Linked DNA regions of Homo sapiens: region 2 is linked to region 1. Evidence: read pairs that join two places in POLR2A ChIA-PET (ENCODE). Cell type or tissue: endothelial cell of umbilical vein. All regions are shown on one strand. Links, peaks and the distances in the headings refer to the core of each region. The heading gives the core; the rest is flanking DNA.

Evidence for each region. ChIA-PET counts read pairs that join two places held together with the same protein. Peaks named below come from ENCODE experiments on the same cell type or tissue, not always from the same donor. Only the 100,000 strongest peaks of a DNase experiment are listed, where the experiment ranks them.
Region 2: POLR2A ChIA-PET joins it to region 1 with 5 read pairs; 2 of 35 experiments call an interaction of 5 or more read pairs at or near these places.

Annotation. Positions count from the first base shown.
Region 1 is chr5:131,715,532-131,727,372 of GRCh38, forward strand. FNIP1 (folliculin interacting protein 1) reads right to left here. Exons shown (of 18, transcript NM_133372.3): 4 at 3,786-3,886; 5 at 3,455-3,529; 6 at 1,034-1,125. Among named protein-coding and RNA genes, the nearest start is that of FNIP1, 76 kb to the right of the region's middle. In endothelial cell of umbilical vein, for the core only: no CTCF peak of the experiment used is centred there; a DNase peak (open chromatin) is centred at 5,410.
Region 2 is chr5:131,486,287-131,495,334 of GRCh38, forward strand. RAPGEF6 (Rap guanine nucleotide exchange factor 6) reads right to left here. Exons shown (of 28, transcript NM_016340.6): 14 at 6,296-6,499; 15 at 3,260-3,368. Among named protein-coding and RNA genes, the nearest start is that of RAPGEF6, 140 kb to the right of the region's middle. In endothelial cell of umbilical vein, for the core only: no CTCF peak of the experiment used is centred there; a DNase peak (open chromatin) is centred at 2,395.

The sequences.
Region 1 (11,841 bases), core at 3,384-8,383:
CAACAAGCCCCTTGAGCTTTGAAAAGTATCAAATTATAAAGAAAAGAGATTTCGTTATTTCTTTGTCACATTTTTCCTTTATTAAAATCAATGAAGTAATCAAACGAGTTAAGAAAATGCAGAACTTCTATTTTTCTATAACACACACACATTATAAAGTATATGCCTAACACTATGACTAGCCCACAGTAATAGGTGTTTTATAAGTGATTGCTCATTTGAATAAACACAAATTATAAAAAATAAATAATAGGATGTCATACAGTTCAAGTTGGAAGAAAAAACTTTTCTACTAATATATAACAAATATTTATTAAAATTAATTATAAATAAAAGTTCTTACTAAACAGAAAATGGAAGAAATATTAATACTATTCTAATTGCTATCCCATTCCCTTGGCTACTACATAGCTTTTTATGCACCAGAAGTATCGCAATACAGCAGCAGTTCAGTTGAGCTGTCTAGAAAAAATGACCAGAAATTTTAGAAAGTCTGTCACTTTAAAATGTGGTACTTAAATAACAACAATCAGCTAACCAAAGTACTAAATAAATTGTTATTCTAATAAATCTTTTAAGAAACATCAAATTTGAACATCTGCTCATCTGAGTTACAGGTCACAAAAACAAGCATCATTTTAAAATAACTTTTATGGTTATGGAAGACAGAAGGAAGAAGGTGTAATAGTCTTCCTCAGCTGAAATAGCCAAAAGAACTACTAAGGGCTTTTCTTATCACTGACACCTTTCAAAGATGCATCAAATTTAACAACGAAAAACAATGAAGACAAATTAGATATATCTACAGCAGTACTCTTTATCAGATACAAAATAAATATTGTGTTCAAATATATGAAAAATATGTTTTCCAAATAAATGTTATACATACTGGCAATTTAAATGCCTCTTCCACTTACAGTATTTGAAATTCTTTGTTATCATGACAGATCTGCATTATTAAGGAATAACTTCAAAAAACACTTGTTACCCTGCTAGTATTTTTTAAACTTATAAAATCAAAGGAACCATTTACCTATATTTCCAAGCAGTCCATTAATAACTGTGTTATTATCAGCCTTTAATGTATTGTTGTCCTGATTGATGAATTCAAGACTATCTTGTAGCCTATGGAGGGTGAGAAGAAAATTAATTCCAAATTCATTTTATGGTTTAAGGACAATTCTTTGTACATCCTGATGAAATTTTAAGTGCAAAAACAGTTTCTTCCTATTAGCATTACAAATTAACTAACATAATCATTTAAATCAGAGGTTGGTAAACTATAGCCTGGAGTGCCAGATCTAGTCTGCTGCCTCTTTTTGTAAATAAAGTTTTATTGGAACACAGCCATGCCCATTCATTTATATACTGTGTATGAATGCTTTGATGCTGCAACAGCAGAGCTGAGAAACTACAACCCATTGTCTGGCTCACAAAGCCAAAAAAATATATATATATTTTTTTTTATTATTATATTTTAAGTTTTAGGGTACATGTGCACAATGTGCAGGTTTGTTACATATGTATACATGTCCCATGTTGGTGTGCTGCACCCATTAACTTGTCATTTACATTAGGTATATCTCCTAATGCTATCCCTCCCCCCTCACCCCACCCCACGACAGGCCCCAGTGTGTGATGTCCCCCTTCCTGTGTCCATGTGTTCTCATTGTTCAACTCCCATCTATGAGTGAGAACATGTGGTGTTTGGTTTTTTGTCCTTGTGATAGTTTGCTGAGAATGACGGTTTCCAGCTTCATCCATGTCCCTACAAAGGACATGAACTCATCCTTTTTTATGGCTGCATAGTAGTCCATGGTGTATATGCGCCACATTTTCTTAATCCAGTCTATCACTGTTGGACATTTGGGTTGGTTCCAAGTCTTTGCGCCAAAAAATATTTACTATCTGGATCTTTAAAGTAGAAGTTGCTGAACCTGATTTAGATTACAAACAAGGTTTCCCCTCATATTTTAGACCTAAAAATATTTTCTAATTATCTGTTAGGGAGAGGTGGAAGCTAGGAGGAAGAAGAGGAGAATAAATCATTAGGCAAATATCCAAAAACTATCTTTACTGTAATATATTACAAATAACCTATATCACTTCTTTTAGTGTCTCTTTCAGGATAAGAAAAATAAAAGTACTTTATGCTTTTAGTGCAAAATATCCTTTCTAGAGATTTTAGGAATTATCAGAACTTAGAAAAGGTGAAAAAACTCTGGTGATTATGGCTAACATCAGTGATTCCAACATGGAATCTTTAATTTCTACTTTAGTAGATCTCTAATTTCTACTTTTAAAAATCAGTATTTTTGGCTTCAATATTTTTTAAGGCATCCATAATATTTTAAAGGATACCCCCCATGGCCGGGCATGGTGGCTCATGCCTGTAATCCCAGCACTTTGGGAGGCCGAGGCAGGCAGATCACTTGAGGTCAGGAGTTTGACACCAGCCTGGCCAACATAGTGAAACCCTGTCTCTACTAAAAATACAAAAAAAAAAAAAAGTCAGCCGGGCGTGGTGGCCTGCGCCTGTAGTCCCACCTACTCTGGAGGCTGAGTCAGGAGAATCGCTTGAACCCAGGACAGAGGTTGCAGTGAGCTGAGATCACGCCACTGCACTCCACCGTGGTGACACAGTGAGGCTCCATCTCGAAAAAAAAAAAAAAAGACTACCTCCCACTTTCCTTCCAAAGAGTTACAGGTATTAGAAACTTAGCTAATAAAACTCTTCCAAACAGGTCTTTTTAAGGCATTAACAATTAATGGGGGCTCTACAGAATTTCTGTAGTCTGGAGTAGCTTCCTTGCTGCCTTTGACCTTGGGTTACCCCCAGGGGCTCTGACTAGCCAATGAGTCTTGCTCTGATATGGCACCTGCAAAATCTCTCTCTGGGGTCTTCCACTGCCTAACTTTAGCCCCAGTAATTTACTAGGTTCTGGCACATGGCCCATGATCCTGACACCAGGCCTGCCTTTGTTTCAGCTTCACTATTCTAATCTTTGCATTAATAGCTTGTAATACCCTGGTGGCTATCATTATATAGTGTATATGTGCAATATCAGTATGGCTGACCTAGGTCAGTCCTGTCTTTAGGGTTAATTTCGTAGGGGATCTGAAAATTGAAGAGCACCAACCCTACAGATTGTGGTAACTCAGGTAACTCAGCGTGGTACCGCAAAACTGAAAAATCAGCATGTTGCCCTAAGACGGAAATCCATTCAACATTCTACTTCCAGATACTGCTTCTAGCAATTCACAGAAACAGAAACCACATCTCATGTTTCTCAACTAAACTCAATTAAGAGTGAAATCTGGCTTCCATGAACTTTTAAACTTAAGGAAAGACAGAAAATCTGAACTTGTGCTGCAGTCCTAAAAGCAGTTGGTTAGTTTTCATACTTTGCACATCTAAAGTGATACATTTCCCCCTGTATCCATAAGCACTTACGTATTGAGACTCCCACAAATACTGCTGCCAGTCCGAGCAGTAAACACTTTGCTGAGCATGAGCTGTGGAGGGGAACTATGAAGAAAAAGAGAAAGAGAGAGACCAAAACTAAAATATAATGACCTTTTGGATTTATTATAAATAAAAATGTGTAAGTCACAGAGGTTTCACAGCATAGCTGCAAGAGCCATGAAGTAGCATTAAAACCATAGAACATGTTAAATGGAGTATGACAAGCTCAATCTGAGTGAAGATCATATAAAATTCTCTCTAAAAAAACGAAAATATCTAAAAATGGGACTCGTTAAAAAAAAATCAGAAAACCTCTCACCGAATCTGATGAATTTTTAAGGTGGATCCTTTGTAGCTCATTGCTACTGAGCCAAACATCATCTCTCCAAGCATATTGGCATCAGAAGAGCACCGAGAACCCTAAACAATAACCACATATTAACAAACTGTGTTAATTAAAAGCTTATGACTATTTCATATGTTGATTTTTATTAAAAATTCTTGATATAGTTATTCTACATTAAGAGTTGTACTTCTACACTGTATACGCTGTTCTGCAACTCGATTTTCTTCCTTTTAAAATGTTTTCTTGATGTAACCATGTTGTTACACATAAATTTGACTAATTCCTTTTAAGAGCTGTACAATATTTTATTGTATGAAAATACTACAGTTTGTCAGACCAGTTCCCTTTACTCACGGGCATTTAAGTCACTTCCAGATTTTTGCTATTACCAATAATGCAAAAGCAGGCATTCTTAACCACATCTTATGCATATGCAATGTTTCTCCAGGATAGATAATAAGTGAAATTCAAAGAATATGCAGAATAATTTTTACTACTCCTGTTGTATATAAGAAGCATCCATAAATGGGGCAATTTATATCTATTTTGTATTTCTGTAAAGACATATCTGTGATCTACAGTTTCAATACTATGCCTATGAAAATCCTAATGGCATTTTTTACAAAAACAGAAAAACATATTAAAATTCACATGAAACCACAGAAGACCACAACCTTCTTCTTCAAGAAGCAGCAGCCAAATCAACCTTGAAAAAGAACAAAGCTGGTGGGCATTACACTTCCTGATTTCAAATTATACTACAAAGCTACAGTAGTGAAAACAGTAAGGTACTGACATTAAGACAGACATATAGACCAATGGAACAGAACAAACAGCCCAGAAATAAACCTACATGTATACAGTCAACTTATCTTCAAGAAGGGTGCTAAGAATACACAATGGGGACAGGATAGTCTCCTTAACAAATGCTTCTTGGAAAACTGGATATCCACATGCGAAAGAATAAAACTGGTGTCCTATATCATGCACAAAAATCAACTGAATATAGATTAAAGGCTTACATGTATGACCTGAAACTGTAAAACTCCCAGAAGAAAACAGGAGAAAAGCTTGATGACATTGGTCTTAGCAATAATTTCACAGATATGACACCCAAAGCACAGGTAACAACAGCAAAAACAGACAAGTGGGACTACATCAAACTAAAATGTTTCTGCACAGCAAAGAAAATAATCAAGAGGGCAAAAAGATAAAATATGGAATGGGAAAAGATAAAATATGGAATGGGAAAAAATACTTGCAAACCATGTATCTGATAAGGGATTTGGCTTCAAAATGTACCAGAAACCCCTACAACTCTATAGTAAAAACTAATAACGCAATTAAGGTCTTGAATAAACATTTCTCCAAAGAATTCATACAAATGACCAACTGATACAGGAGAAACGCTCAACATTTCTAATCAGAGAAATGTAAATCAAAACCACAAAACCTGTCAGGTTGGCTATAATCAAAAAAGCAAAGACAACAAGTGGTGAGGATGTGGGAAAACTGGAGCCCTTGCACATTGTTGTAGGAATGCAAAATGGTATTGTACTTATGGAAAACAACATGGCAAGTCCTCCAAAAATTAAAAATAGAACTACCATGTGATCTGGCAATTCCACTTCTGGGCATTTTTCCAAAATAATTAAAATCAGGATCTCAAAGAGATGTTAGCACTCCTATATTCATTACAGCACTATTCACAATAGCCAAGATGTGAAAATAACCCTAAATGTCCACTGACAGATGCATGGATAAATGAAATATAATAAATACATAGAATGAAACACTATTCAGTTTTCAAAAAGAAGAAAATTCTGCAACACGCAACACGGATGAATCTTAAGGACGTTAGGCTAAATGAAATAAGCCAGTCACAAAGAGATAAATACTGCATGATAAGATAAATACTCCACTTATATGAGGTATTTAAAATAGCCAAATTTACAGAATCAAAGAGTAGAATGGTAGTTACCAGGGGCTGGGGTGAGGGGGAAATGGGGAGTTACTAATCAATGGCATTAAATTTCAGTCAAGCAATTTGAATAAGCTCTAGAAATCTATAGTGTAACACTGTACATGTAGAAAACAATTCATTGTACACTTAAAAATTTAAGAGGGTAGATCTCATGTTCTTCCCACAATTTTTTTTTTAAAGACTTCCTTGAGGCTAGCGCGGTGGATCACGCTTGTAATACCAGCATTTTGGGAGGCTTAGGCGAGAGGATCACAAGGTCAGGAGTTCAAGACCAGCCTGGCCAACATGGTGAAACCCCATCTCTGCTAAAAATACAAAAAATTAGCTGGGCATGGTGGTGCATGCCTGTAATCCCAGCTACGCGGGAGGCTGAGGCAGGAGAATCGCTTGAGCCCAGGAGGCAGAGGTTGTAGTGAGTGGAGATCACGCCATTGCACTCCAGCCTGGGCGACAGAGCAAGACTTCCTTGAAACATTATAATGTCTTGTTTCCAAAGAACCTCCTGATTAAAAAGTTATTCTCTTTCATTATTCTTTGTCTTCACAGGAGTCAGACAATAGTTAAAGATTGAGCTTATCCATTTGGTTACTATTTAGATATCATGGCAAATATCACTTTTTACCTACCAAGTATCTATTCTCTAATTCTTCCTCATTTTTTGAAGTCCAGTTTGTTTTAGGGCAGTAATGTGCACAAATGAAAAAAATTTCATTTCACAGCCTCACTTGAAGATAGGAGATTTAGAATAATTTTTATACTTAAAAGATCAGTGTTATGGTTGAAGTAGCAATTTTCAGAACTATTCATTTACATGCATTTGACACAGGCCTGGTCAGTAAGATGTAAATGGAAGTCACTACAGATGGAGATGTCATATTATAACAACAATGCAACAAGTACACACTAACTCTAAGTAGAAAGATAAGGGAACCATGGTCTCTGAGGGTATCTGGAAGCCCAGTATCATACCTAGATAGTACACTTTTAGGGTTATCATGTATGTCAGCAACGCAACCCCTAATTTGTTTAAGCCACTGTTTAGAGAGTGTCCCAATACCATTCTTAACTGATGCAATTATATAAAATCAAAAAATAAATGGTTTCTAAAATATTTAGGAAAATTCTAATAACCATAAAGTGAAGAGAATCCCCATTTTACAACTGGAGACCAGGATATACAGCTGCACACTGTTTTTCGTTTTATCATGTGACTCTTTTACTCCTTTATCTCTTTACTACCTATCTTAAATTGTCCTATTATTAGGGTTAAGATAATCCACGTTTAAATATTTGTACTTTTCTTTAAAAAGACACCTTCAAGTAGCAACACATTTTTTAATACATGGCTATTTTTATATCAGTTTCACATTTTTTTGAGATGAAGTCTTGCTCTTGTCGCCCAGGCTGGAGTGCAATGGCACAATCTCGGCTCACTGCAACCTCCGCCTCCTGGGTTCAAGCAATTCTCCTGCCTCAGCATCCCGAGTAGCTGGCAATACAGGTGCGTACCACCATACCCAGCTAATTTTTGTATTTTTAGTAGAGACAGGGATTCACCATTTTGGCCAGGATGATAACAATCTCTTGACCTCGTGATCCACCTACCTTGGCCTCCCAAAGTGCTGGGATTACAGGTGTGAGCCAACTCGCCCAGCCCACAAAGTTAATTTTTAAGAAAAAAGTCATTTCTGTCATACCTAGGTTACTAATATACAAAGCAACTAATTTATTCTTGAGATTTGGTTAAGATCAAATTTTTATTTTAAGACATAGAGGCTTGGGTACTGAGAACAACATTTCAGAAAAGGAGCAGAAAATTTTTTTAATGATAAAATAGCTATTTAAAAAATCAATGCCAGTATTACTTGGCAACCTAAATTACTTCTGGCTAATGATAGACATGGCAGCCTTCCCTTATAAGCTCATTTTTACCATAATGTGTCTAACTCCATTGTTATTTTGACTGAATTTCTTATTTCTTGTATTAAGCAAGCTATACAAATTTAAATACCAAGGCATTTATTTATAGATTTTACTATTATACAAATAAAATAATCCCCAGAAAGCAAAATACAGTAAAAATATTAATAAATTGCTATGTGAATTTTATGACACCATATAGTTTACTACTAAGGTTCTCTTTGTCTGTTCTAACATATACTAAATAGTTACCATGAATGTGACTGGCAAGGTATGTATTTTAATGTGACATAATCTACAATGAAGCTTATAATTAAAAGGATGCTATTATCATTATTGTCTATTTTAAAATGCCTTATTTAAAAGGTCTATTCTAAGTACTCATTCCTGGAAGCTAATAATCTGTTAAACCCTGTGTAACTCAAAGACAATGTTCCACTTACCTGAAATTATATACATTTAAAAAAAATTATTATTATGCTTTTTAGTTCTGGGATACATGTGCAGAATGTGCAGGCTTGTTACATAGGTATAAAAGTGCCATGGTGGTTTGCTGCATCCATCAACCTGTCATCTACATTAGGTATTTTTCCTAATGCTATCCCTCCCCCTAGCCCCCCACCCCCCAATAGGTCCTGGTGTGTGATGTTTCCCTCCCTGTGACCATGTGTTTTCACTGTACAACTCCCACTTATGAGTGAGAACATGCAGTGCTGGTTTTCTGTTCTTGTGTTATTTTGCTGAGAATGATGGTTTCCAGCTTCATCCATGTCCCTGCAAAGGACACGAACTCATCCTTTTTTATGGCTGCACAGTATTCCATAGTGTATATGTGCCACATTTTCTTTATCCAGTCTATCATTGATGGACATTTGGGTTGGTTCCAAGTCTTTGCTATTGTGAATAGTGCTGCAATAAACATATGTATCCATGTGTCTTTATACTAGAATGATTTATAATCCTTTGGGTACATACCCAGTAATGGGATTGCTGGGTCAACTGGTATTTCTGGATCTAGATCCTGGAGGAATTGGCACACTGTCTTCCATAATGGTTGAACTAATTTACACTCCCACCAACAGTGTAAAAGTGTTCCTATTTCTCCACATCCTATCCAGCATCTTTTGTTTCCTGACTTTTTAATGACTGCCATTCTAACTGGCTTGAGATGCTTATCTCATCATGGTTTTGATTTGCATTTCTCTGGTGACCAGTGATAAAGAGCTTTTTTTTCATGTTTGTTGGCCGTGTAAATGTCTTCTTTTGAGAAGTGTCTGTTTGTATCCTTCACCTACTTTTTGATGGGGTTGTTTGTTTCTTGTAAATTTGTTTAGTTCCTTATAGATTCTGGATATTAGCCCTTTGTCAGATGGGCTAATTGCAAAAGTTTTCTCCCATTCTGCAGGTTGCCTGTTGACTCTGATGATAGTTTCTTTTGCTGTGCAGAAGCTCTTTAATTAGATCCCATTTGTCAATTTTGGCTTTTGTTGCCATTGCTTTTGCTGTTTTAGTCATAAAGTCTTTGCCTATGCCTATGTCCTGAATGGTATTGCATAGGTTTTCTTCTAGGGTTTTTATGGTTTTAGGTCTTACGTTTAAGTCTTTAATCCATCTTGAATTGATTTTTGTATAAGGTGTAAGGAAGGAATCCAGTTTCAGTTTTCTGCATATGGCTAGCCAGTTTTCCCAACATCATTTATTAAATAGGGAATCCTTTCCCCATTGCTTGTTTTTGTCAGGTTTGTCAAAGATCAGATGGTTGTTGATGTGTGGCATTATTTCTGAGGCCTCTGTTCTGTTCCACTGGTCTATGTATCTGTTTTGGTACCAGTACCATGCTGTTTTGCTTACTGTAGCCTTGTGGTATAGTTTGAAGTCAGGTAGCGTGATGCCTCCAGCTTTGTTCTTTTGGCTTAGGATTTTCTTGGCTATACAGGCTCTTTTTTGGTTCCATATGAAATTTAAAGTAGTTTTTTCTAATTCTGTGAAGAAAATCAATGGTAGATTGATGGGGATAGCATTGAATCTATAAATTACTATAGGCATGATAGCCATTTTCACGATACTGATTCTTCCTATCCATAAGCATGAAATGTTCTTCCATTTGTTTGTATCCTCTCTTTTTCCTTGAGCAGTGGTTTGTAGTTCTCCTTGAAGAGGTCCTTCACATACCTTGTAAGTTGGATTCCTAGGTACTTTATTTTCTTTGTAGCAATTGTGAATGGGAGTTCACTCACGATTTGGCTGTTTGTCTATTACTGGTGTATAGGAATGCTTGTGATTTTTGCACATTGATTTTGTATCTTGAGACTTTGCTGAAGTTGCTTAACAGCTTTAGGAGATTTTGGCCTGAGACAATGGGGTTTTCTAAATATACAATCATGTCATCTGCAAACAGCAACAATTTGACTTCCTCTCTTCCTATTTGAATACCCTTTATTTATTTCTCTTGCCTGATTGCCCTGGCCAGAACTTCCAATACTATGTTGAATAGGAGTGGTGAGAGAGGATATCCTTATCTTGTGCTGGTTTTCAAAGGGAATGCTTCCAGCGTTTGCCCATTCGGGATGATACTGGCTATGGGTTTGTCATAAATAGCTCTTATTATTTTGAGATATATTCCATCAATACCTAGTTTATTGAGAGTTTTTAGCATGATAGGGTGTTGAATTTTATCGAAGACCTTTTCTGCATCTGAGATAATCATGTGATTTTTGTCATTGGTTCTGTTCATGTGATGGATTACATTTATTGATTTGCATATGTTGAACCAGCCTTGCATCCCAGGGACAAAGGCGACTTGATCGTGGTGGATAGGCTTTTTGGTGTGCTGCTGGATTCAGTTTGCCAGTATTTTATTGAGGATTTTCCCATTGATGTTCATCAGGGATACTGGCCTGAAATTTTCTTTTTTTGTTGTGTCTCTGCTAGGTTTTGGTATCAGGATGATGTTGGCCTCATAAAATGAGTTAGGGAGGATTTCCTTTTTTTCTATTGATTGGAATAGTTTCAGAAGGAATGGCACCAGCTCCTCGTTGTACCTCTGGTAGAATTTGGCTGTGAATCAGTCTGGTCCTGGACTTTTTTTTGGTTGGCAGGCCATTAATTACTGCCTCAATTTCAGAACTTGCTATTGGTCTATTTAGGGATTTGACTTCTTCCTGGTTTAGTCTTGGGATGGTGTATGTGTCCAGGAATTTATCCATTTCTTCTAGATTTTCTAGTTTATTTGTGTACAAACTATGATAGTAGTTTGTATTTCTGTGGGATCAACACGTTTCTTATTGTGTTTATTTGATTCTTTTCTCTTTTCTTCTTCATTAATCTGGCTAGTGGTCTATTTTGTTAATCTTTTCAAAAAACCAGCTCCTGGATTCATTGATTTTTTGAAGGGTTTTTTGTGTCTCTATCTCCTTCAGTTCTGCTCTCATCTTAGTTACTTCTTGTCTTCTGCTAGCTTTTGAATTTGTTTGCTTTTGCTTCTCTGGTTCTTTTAATTATGATGTTAGGGTGTCAATTTTAGATCTTTCCCACTTTCTCCTGTGGGCATTTAGTGCTATAAATTTCCCTCTAAACACTGCTTTAGCTGTGTCTCAGAGATTCTGGTATGGTGTGTCTTTGTTCAAACTTATTTATTTCTGCCTTCAGTTTGTTATTTACCCAGTAGTCATTCCGGAGCAGGTTGTTCAGTTTCTAAGTAGTTGTGTAGTTTGAGTGAGTTTCTTAATCCTGAATTCTAATTTGATTGCACTTTGGTCTGAGAGACTGTTTGTTATGATTTCCATTCTTTTGCATTTGCTGAGGAGTGTTTTACTTCCAATTATGTGGTCAATTTTAGAATAAGTGTGATGTGTTGCTGAGAAGAATGTATATTCTGTTTATTTGGGGTGGAGAGTTCTGCAGATGTCTATTAGGTCTGCTTGGTCCAGAGCTGAGTTCAAGTCCTGAACATCCTTGTTAATTTTCTGTCTCGTTGATCAGTCTAATATTGACAGTGGGGTGTTAAAGTCTCCCACTATTATTGTGTGGGAGTCTCAGTTTCTTTGTAGGTCTTTAAGAACTTGCTTTATGAATCTGGGTGCTCTTGTACTGGGTGCATATATACTTACAATAGTTAGCTCTTCT
Region 2 (9,048 bases), core at 246-5,245, 230 kb before region 1:
GTGGGAAAAGGCTTTGACACATCCAGAGTTTTTCACTATCTTTTTGGATTGTTATGTTTGTTTATAGTTTTTCATATTTAGTCTAGCTCTTTTAAGTTGTCTTCAGTCAATACTGGAAGTAGAAAGTTGACACAAGTTTTGTTTAATACATTTTCCTCAGCTCATAGTGAGGCCTTTGAAATACGAGAGTCACATCCTTCTTTTACTCTGGGATATTCTCTGCTATTATTTCCTAAACATCTTCTTCCTTACATTTTCTTTTAGATATCCTGGAATAGAGCTTAATTTTACTTTGTCTTTTTGTTCCATAGTATGGGAGATTTTTCTCAACTTTATTATCTATTCTTTCAAACAAATGTTTTTGTCTGTAAGAGTTACTTCTTTCTCAATGATTGTTGTTTATTCTTTCCTAATATCCTGTTCTTGTTTCAAGGGATAAATTTTTTTTTTTTTTTTTTTTTGAGATAGAGTCTCGCTCTGTCCCCCAGGCGGGAGTGCAGTGGCGCAATCTCGGCTCACTGCAAGCTCTGCCTCTCAAGGGATAAATTTTTAAATTGCTCTGTGCAGCGTCCTAGAAATGTTTTTCTTCTCTCCTTTAAATATTTTCTCCAGAATCTATAAGATCACTCATTAGGTCTCTACCACACCCTCTCAATGATCCTGATTCTCCTTATGCTTGGTGATCCCTGATCGTCAGTTTTAAGTAATAAAAGGACTGAGAATGGTTTGTTCTAGTATTGTGTCCAGAGTTGGTTCCTTCCGGTGGGTTCCTGGTCTCGCTGACTTCAAGAATGAAGATGCAGACCTTCACGGTTGAGTGTTACAGCTCTTAAAGATGGTGTGTCTGGAGTTTGTTCCTTCAGATGTGTCCGGAGTTTCTTCCTTCCGGTGGGTTCATGGTCTTGCTGACTTCAAGAATGAAGCCGCGGACCTTCGCGGCGAGTGTTACAGCTCTTAAAGGTGGTGCAGACCCAAAGAGTGAGCAGCAGCAAGATTTATTGTGAAGAATGAAAGAACAAAGCTTCCAGAGGGTGGAAGGGGACCCTGGCAGCTTGCCCCTGCTGGCTGGGGTGGCCAGCTTTTATTCCCTTATTTGTCCCTGCCCACATCCTGCTGATTGGTCCATTTTACAGAGTGCTTGATTGGTCCATTTTACAGAGTGCTAATTGGTCCATTTTACAGAGTGCTGATTGGTGCATTTACAATCCTTTAGCTAGACACAGAGCACTGATTGGTGCGTTTTTACAGAGTGCTGATTGTGCATTTACAATCCTTTAGCTAGACACAGAGTGCTGATTGGTGCATTTACAATCCTTTACCTAGACCCAGAGCGCTGATTGGTGTGTTTTTACAGAGTGCTGATTGGTGCGTTTACAATCTCTAGCTAGACAGAAATGTTCTCCGAGTCCCTACTTGACCCAGGAAGTCCAGCTGGCTTCACCTCTCAGTATCACTGAACCAATGTCTTCTGGTCACAGGTTTCCTTTTTGTAGGTGTCCTCACTGTAAGTTTGATACAGGACAACCTAACTGCTCAACTCTATTTCATGGTAATGCCAGAGTTATTAGGGCTTTATTAGGGGCATCACCACATCTAGAGTAAAATGCTCCATTTCTACAAATATTTTACAAATATTCCTTTGTAATTTAATAGATAAATTAAAATTCCAGAATAGAAAGAGAGTAAACTGAGATTGCCAGCTGTTTTCTTCTCTGGGTGCATTTTCTAAATCTAAACATGAGGTATTTAGCTTTCTCCTTGGTGTTTTGCTTTCCTCCTAGGGTAAGGAAGAAAGAGGTGACTGCTATGTTCCCCCTTTGCAGCTCCATGTAACTTCTACCCTCTGCTATATCCAACCTAGGGTTCTGTTGGCCAACTGTTTTCCCACTACTCAAAGGGTTCTGAGGGTATGGCTTCTGTCTTTTGCATCCTTCAGATCTACTTTTCTGTGTCCCAGAGTTCATGGGGGTTCACACTATCTCTGTATTTTTATTCAGAATATTTAATACCAGTTAGTAATCTTTATGTGACGGGTACAAAAGGTTTAAAGGTATTAGATACTTAGAAGAAACCTAGGAAATAGTGCTAGAGAAACTGAAGCTTGGAAAGACTAAATAATTTGCTCAAAGTAAGAGAGCAAGTCCTGCTTTCTTATTTTTCGAAACTGGAAATCTCTTTCATTTAACCTAAAAGTTGGCATTTCTAGATATTAGTCGAAACTCCAGGAAATCAAAAAATTCTGAAGGCTTACTTACTTATTCTATGCTAAAGTAATATAATACTAAATTGCCAATTGACAGTTTACCAGATTTAACATGATGTAATTCAGTCAAAGGGACTCAAAAAGAGGAAAAACCCCACGTTTCATTTTTCATTATGACTAAGCACAATATAAAAAGCCAAAGTGAAAAAAATAAAACTCACACTTCCCTTCCGTAGGCATAGCTTTTAAAGCCAACTCTTACTTCTCAAATTGTAACCTAAAAAACCTAGAGAGATTTGTTTTCCTCCCTACTTCATAAGGACTCTTAAAGTTTCTTTGTTATTTCAATTGCTGTATGATTTTTACTGTTACTCTTTTCAGAATTTCTGAAAAATCCTAAAGTGTCTAAGGCAATCAAATCACATTAAATCTTTCCTAAAAGTTTAAAAAAACACACAGTAGATTTGGTTAAAAGTATGAGCTTAGTCACTGGTTTTATTTAAATATAAACATGATAAAAACACAACAGAGGCACTGTAATCATTTTTCCACACAAAGGTAGAGTATGCTCTTATTAGAAATCTGTAATTCACTAAGTACTTAAGTCAATGCTTTACTCAGTTTATTTCCATAAAACAGCTAATCTGGCATTCATATTACTTCAGAAAGCTGGCTTAAAGATTAGAAGTAGACTAATTTGCACACTAGCTGGGGGAAAAAATGCCTGATTATGACTTCTTAGTTTTATTCCGGACATTCTATATTTCATTCAGTATCCCTCCAGCAGAGTACATAATACACGCTCCATAGGAATTTCATAAATAACTGAAGGTAGCTGTACACCTATTTTAAAACTTACTATCAAAATAATTAAAAACATAATGAAAAATGAAAATTCTAGAATACATAATAGTTCAAAACTAAAGATTCTGAAACTAGCTGAAGAGCTTAGACAAAAACATGTTTATATTTTACTATCTTTTCTTCCACTGTAATGACTTTTCTATTACCAAATTAAGAAGAAAGAGTTCAGGCAATTTTTACAACAAAACTCACCAAAAATGTTGGTCTTCACAGTAAGTGCAAGATGAGTATTATTCCTCAAAATTTCAACGGCTTTCATAAATGTAATATTCTCAAAGTTTTGTCCATTTACTTCCATAATCTTAAAAGTATTTAAAAAATACAAATTAATACAGAACAGTATTAGTTACTCCTACAACCTTAAAAGTTTAATAGTGAATAAATAAAATGAAACTTGAATAAAATGTACTCCTATGTGAACAACAGTTATCTCTGTGAGAAGCTGGACTACTGTTTTTCTTTTTCTCTATATTGTTGTATTTTCCAAATTCTTTACTATAAACTTTTTTTTTTTTGACAGTTAATGCCCTCTGGGATCATACTGAGGAAATTTAAAAAATACCCACACCAGATGGTTTACAAAGGAAAACATTTAATCATGGCAGATCAGCTCATAAAAATTATTGCCTGCAAATGTATATACAAATTTGTCAAATATTCTCAATGTAAATTTACTGAATTTCAAAGAGAGGTAATTCTTTTAAAGGGAGTACTCTAAATATATTTAATATGATTTTCTGCCACTGATTGAATCAGGCAGCCAAACAGCAAGAAGCACAACTGAAATGGGTTCTTCTTCCAGGTAAACACTGCTGACCCTTCACAAGAGGGCTTCCCCAATTTGGCTATACCTCAGAATCATAGAAGCAGTTTATTTCAAGAAGTACTGATTCTAAGGGAAAAGGATAAAAAGATATAATGAGCAAAAACTAGTCAGAACAGAGAGCAGATCTAGGGGATCAACATAAAAATTTCTAAAGGATAAGAAAAAGAGTGAAAAAATATTAGGGAAAGAAAAAAAAATTCCATAGAAGTAAAATTCCCAGAGTTGAAAAAAGACTTGCATCTATGCACTAAAATGTCTCATCTAGTACCATGCAAAAATAATAAAAAGAGATCTATTTTTAAAAACATATCCCAATGAAATTTCTTTGTTCCAAGAAGAAAGAATAAAGAATCTATAAACATCATTGTGGGAAGATAACCCAAAGGTACCTACAAAAGAAGCGCAAAGAGTTTGGACTTCTCTTGGGCAACATTAAGTTGATGTGATAACTTTCTGTGACTTTAGTATTCTGAGGGAAAAGTCACTGTGGGAAAAAAATGTTACGCTCTATTGAACACAAGTATCTTCAGGAAGGCAAGAACATATAATACTGTATCACCCATCTGTTCCTTAAAAAAGTACTAAAAGAAGTACCAAAGACAACTGTGAAATGAGTTGAAATAATGGGGATATACAGTGCAAATGAAATAAAAGTGATCAATGAAATCAGTTAAGCAGGTGTAAATGTCTAAATGCTTGTTTAAAAGCTTATGAAACTTAACTCAAACATCAAAAGCCTTCTTGAAACAGAAGATACATAATGTTAAAAAGTAACAATAATGTAGATCTAAAATCTCAGATCATTTCAACAGTAGTTGGGAAGATTGAAGGAAGAAGTAAAAGCATGATAAATTTCATTCTCAAGAATGATTTCACGTGTGTGTGTGTGTGTGAATTAGATTATTAAATGTGTCTGTGATACAAATAACTGAACAATAAATATACTGATTACAGGATTCTAGCTATTAGACATTCCTAATGAGTAGTCTGGGGTCAGGCCCAGAAAACTCTATTGTGGAAGCTGTCCTGGGAATTGTAGGCTGTTTAGCAGCATCCTCGGCCTCTGTCCACCAACATGCCAGTAATAATCCCCAAGTCATAATAATAAAAAATATCTGCAGACATTGCCACTAGTTGAGAACCACTGTTCTAGAGTGTAGAACCTTTCATAATATGAATGAGCTCATAATTTTTAAAAAATGATAACATGGCTCCGTTAAAATAAAGCCACATTCTAAAATGAAAGAACAAAATTTTAAATGGGGAGAAAGCAAGTTTCCTAAATGATTCTGATGATCAGGCAGATTTGGGAAACCACCCTTTGAAGTACATGAGAATCATCTAGAGCAGGGGTCCCCAACCACCAGGACACAGACCCATGGCCTGTTAGGAACTGGGCCACACAGCAGGAGGTGAGCAGTGGGCCAGTGAGCATTACCGCCTGACCTCCACCTCCTGTTAAATCAGCAGTGACATTAGATTCTCATAGGAGTGTGAACCCTGTTGAGAACTGCAAATGCAAGGGATCTAGGGCACTCCTTATGAAAATTTAATGTCTGAATGCCTGATGACCTGAGGTGGATCAGTTTCATCCAAAAACCATCTCCATCACCCCAGCCCCAACTCCCTGGTCCGTGGAAAAACTGTCTTCCATAAAACTGGTCCCTGGTGCCAAAAAGGTTGGGGACCACTGATCTAGAGAGCTTTGTTAAAAATACAGATGTTCAGACATCATTGCTTAAGAATGTGGGCAATATGACTAACAGGATTGAGAGAAGCCTGAGAATTACATTTTTTATGTAACAAAGTTGCCAGCAGATCACATTTGGAATAGGCTGCTCTATACTTACCTAATGCCTATACCAAAAAATAAAAATCACCATCAAATTCCTAAGAGTGTCTTTTTTCCTAGTCCCCCATTTGGCTCACTTTGCTTATGGATATAGTTATGTTACCATATGAACATAATTTAATGATTACCATAACCTTCAGTAATCTGCAGCCACTTACATTTGAGAGTACTATGAGGTAGAAGTGCTGTCTTCTTCAAAACCTGCAAGGGTGCTAATTCATATATTGATCGTTCTGGAGTATTCTCAAGTTGCCAGCTTATACAGTTTCCTAATCCATGAAGGATAGGCAGGCCCATTCAAAGGAGGTCATGTTGATAGAGCTCAGTAGACCATGTTATTTCTGGCCATACTACACCAAATTTTCCATTAAAAGTAATAAATATATGACAAATACTTTTAAAAATAAACCATATGCAGATACTACCTCTAAAAAAAGGCTCAGAAAAATATTTCCTTAAACTGATCATGCTTTCTGGAAGATGAGAACAAAAGCAGCAGGCATAATACTTTTAAGAAGGCTTGAATATAAGTGGTTGGTTATTTCCTTACCTGATCACCACGTTTCAGTCCTGAATCAGCAGCTTTGCTACCAGGTTCTACTCCTTCAACAAAAATACCAAATCCCTTCTCACTCCCTCCATTAAGGCTGAATTGTAGAGGGGACTCGCGGGAAGCCTTTTGCAGCACAACCTGTCTCCACTTAGCCTTTGCAGCACAGGCAATATTCAATAACCGGAGATGACCATTCATCTTCTGTTAAGCAGAAAAGGATAAATGTATATAAATGTATCTATTCCTATAGGTTTTTAAAAAGTCAACGAAAATTATTAGAATTAGAGTTATAAATATACATGTATAAGCTGAGGTAAACAAAATTGAAGAAGGGGGCACTCCCACGCCAAAGCACTCTCAACAAGATTTCTAAATATGATTATAAGACTTTTAAATTATCATAGGTAGATTTCCAAGTGATGTCTCATTTACAGAGACATGACAAAAAATTACCTATCATTTATTTATTTATTTATTTATTTATTTATTTATTTTTTTGAGACGGAGCCTCGCTCTGTCGCCCAGGCTGGAGCACAGTGGCGCGATCTCGACTCACTGCAGGCTCCACCTCCCGGGTTCATGCCATTCTCCTGCCTCAGCCTCCCGAGTAGCTGGGACTACAGGCGCCCGCCACCATGCCCGGCTAATTTTTTGTATTTTTGGTAGAGACAGGGTTTCACCATGTTAGCCACGATGGTCTTGATCTCTTGACCTCGTGATCCGCCTGTCTCGGCCTCCCAAAGTGCTGGGATTACAGGCATGAGCCACCGCGCCCGACCTACTTATCATTTCTTAAACTTTTCCTAATACACACTCTACTCCCACCTTGCTTATCTCCTGGCTGTTATATAAAACCAGAATCTTTTAAAACCTTTATTCAAAACCTTGAACAACTTGAACCACCTTTTTAAATATTGTCCAATGTTCAAAGAAACATTCAAGTTTTCATCTCGTCCAGAAAAGACTTCCTTCTTGTATTATTTTAGCTCTTCCTTAAACTCAGTAATAGTCTACCAGTTCTAATTCCAGTTTCAATTATCTCAAATAGTGTTAATATGTGCAAATCTCATGTCCATAACAAAAAGCTAAAGTTTTTTTTTTTTAAAGCAGACACCAAGTCTTACATCTGTTCTGATCCTACATTGATGTCTTTGAGTATAAAGTAGAATGCAATGAATACCTGATGGCTAACTGATTACTGGAAAAAAAAATCCCATGACTTTTTTTCCCACATTCTGATGTCCCTTGAATATTTACAAAGCCAACACAGGATGACTCAAATGATAGTGGAGTACCTCTATAACCTTTTAATCAAGTTCCCAGTGTTGTTCACTCTCCCCATTTTGTATAGAGCACATGTGCTGCCGAGAAGTCAATAGGAACCAAGGGGTAATGAAAGGGACCAAATTTGCCAATTTTTCCCACTTCATTCAACTCAATCCACTTATGCTCTGTAAGTAATTAATTACAGCTCTTGAGCATTTGCTATGTCACAGGTTTTGTGTACAGACTGTTATGCCTCTCAGCTCATTATAATCCTTACAACAATCTCAATGAACTAGGAACTACTATCTTTACAAATAACACAACTAAGGCATAAGATCAGGCAATGTCTGAGTTTACAAATCTAGCAAATGGTGGAGCTTGAGCTGTACTCCTAAAACACTATGCTGCATTACTACTTATTTCCTAAAATTTCAAGTTGCTTGAAGGAGGCAACCAAGTCACAGCTCAAAGTTTTATATCTGACAGGGAGTTTAAAATGAATTCACGAACAGCTACTGTGGACTTGGAGGGAATTATCTTAGGTGCTGTACATTTAGAACAGATGAATCCTATATAGAAAGGAAACCTAGAAAGTCAATATAGATTTGATATTTAGGATATGCACTGATAGTGAAACAGAGTTTCAATAGGTGAGGAAAAGAAAATTCTAGCATGGTCTGGATGCAGAACTGGAAAATAAAATAGTCTGATTTGGCTATAATCTAGGGTACACAGGAAAAAGGGCAAAAAGGTAGGCAAGGGACCTGAATATATGGGTGAGGAACTGCTTTGGTAGGAAGTATAGATTACTGACAAAGAAAATAATAGTCATCACATGTGTGTTTTAAAAGCAATCTTTTGGCCACACAGAATGAACTAGAAGAGAAACTAGAACTAGGGTCAGTGAGCAGATTATAATAGATCAGATATATTAAGTCCTAAACTAGGGAGTAAAAAAGAAATGGCTGAGAGAGACCATAAGAAAATATGTGAACATACATGTGTATGACTAAATCAGTGACCTAGGTGACTTTAGCAACTGACTGGAAATCCTGGCCAGGGAATTCAAGAAAAAGAGACTGAGGGTACACATATAACACCAGGTTTATAAGCCTGAGTAACTAAGAGATAAGAATGTCAATACAGAAATGGAAGATTTGGGCCAGGCGCCGTGGCTCAGACGCCTGTAATCTCAGCACTCTGGAAGGCCGAGGCGGGCGGATCACGAGGTCAGGAGTTTGAGACCAGCCTGGGCAATCTGGTGAAACCCTGTCTCTGCTAAAAATACAAAACCTAGCTGGGCGTGGTGGTGCGCGTCTGAAGTCCCATCTACTCAGGAGGTTGAGGTAGGAGAGAATTGCTTGAACCTGGAAAGCGGAGGTCGCAGTGAGCCAAGATTGCACCACTGCACTCCAGCCTGGGCGACAGCGAGACTCCGTCTCAAAAAAAAAACAAATAAATACAATAAATAAATAAATAAATAT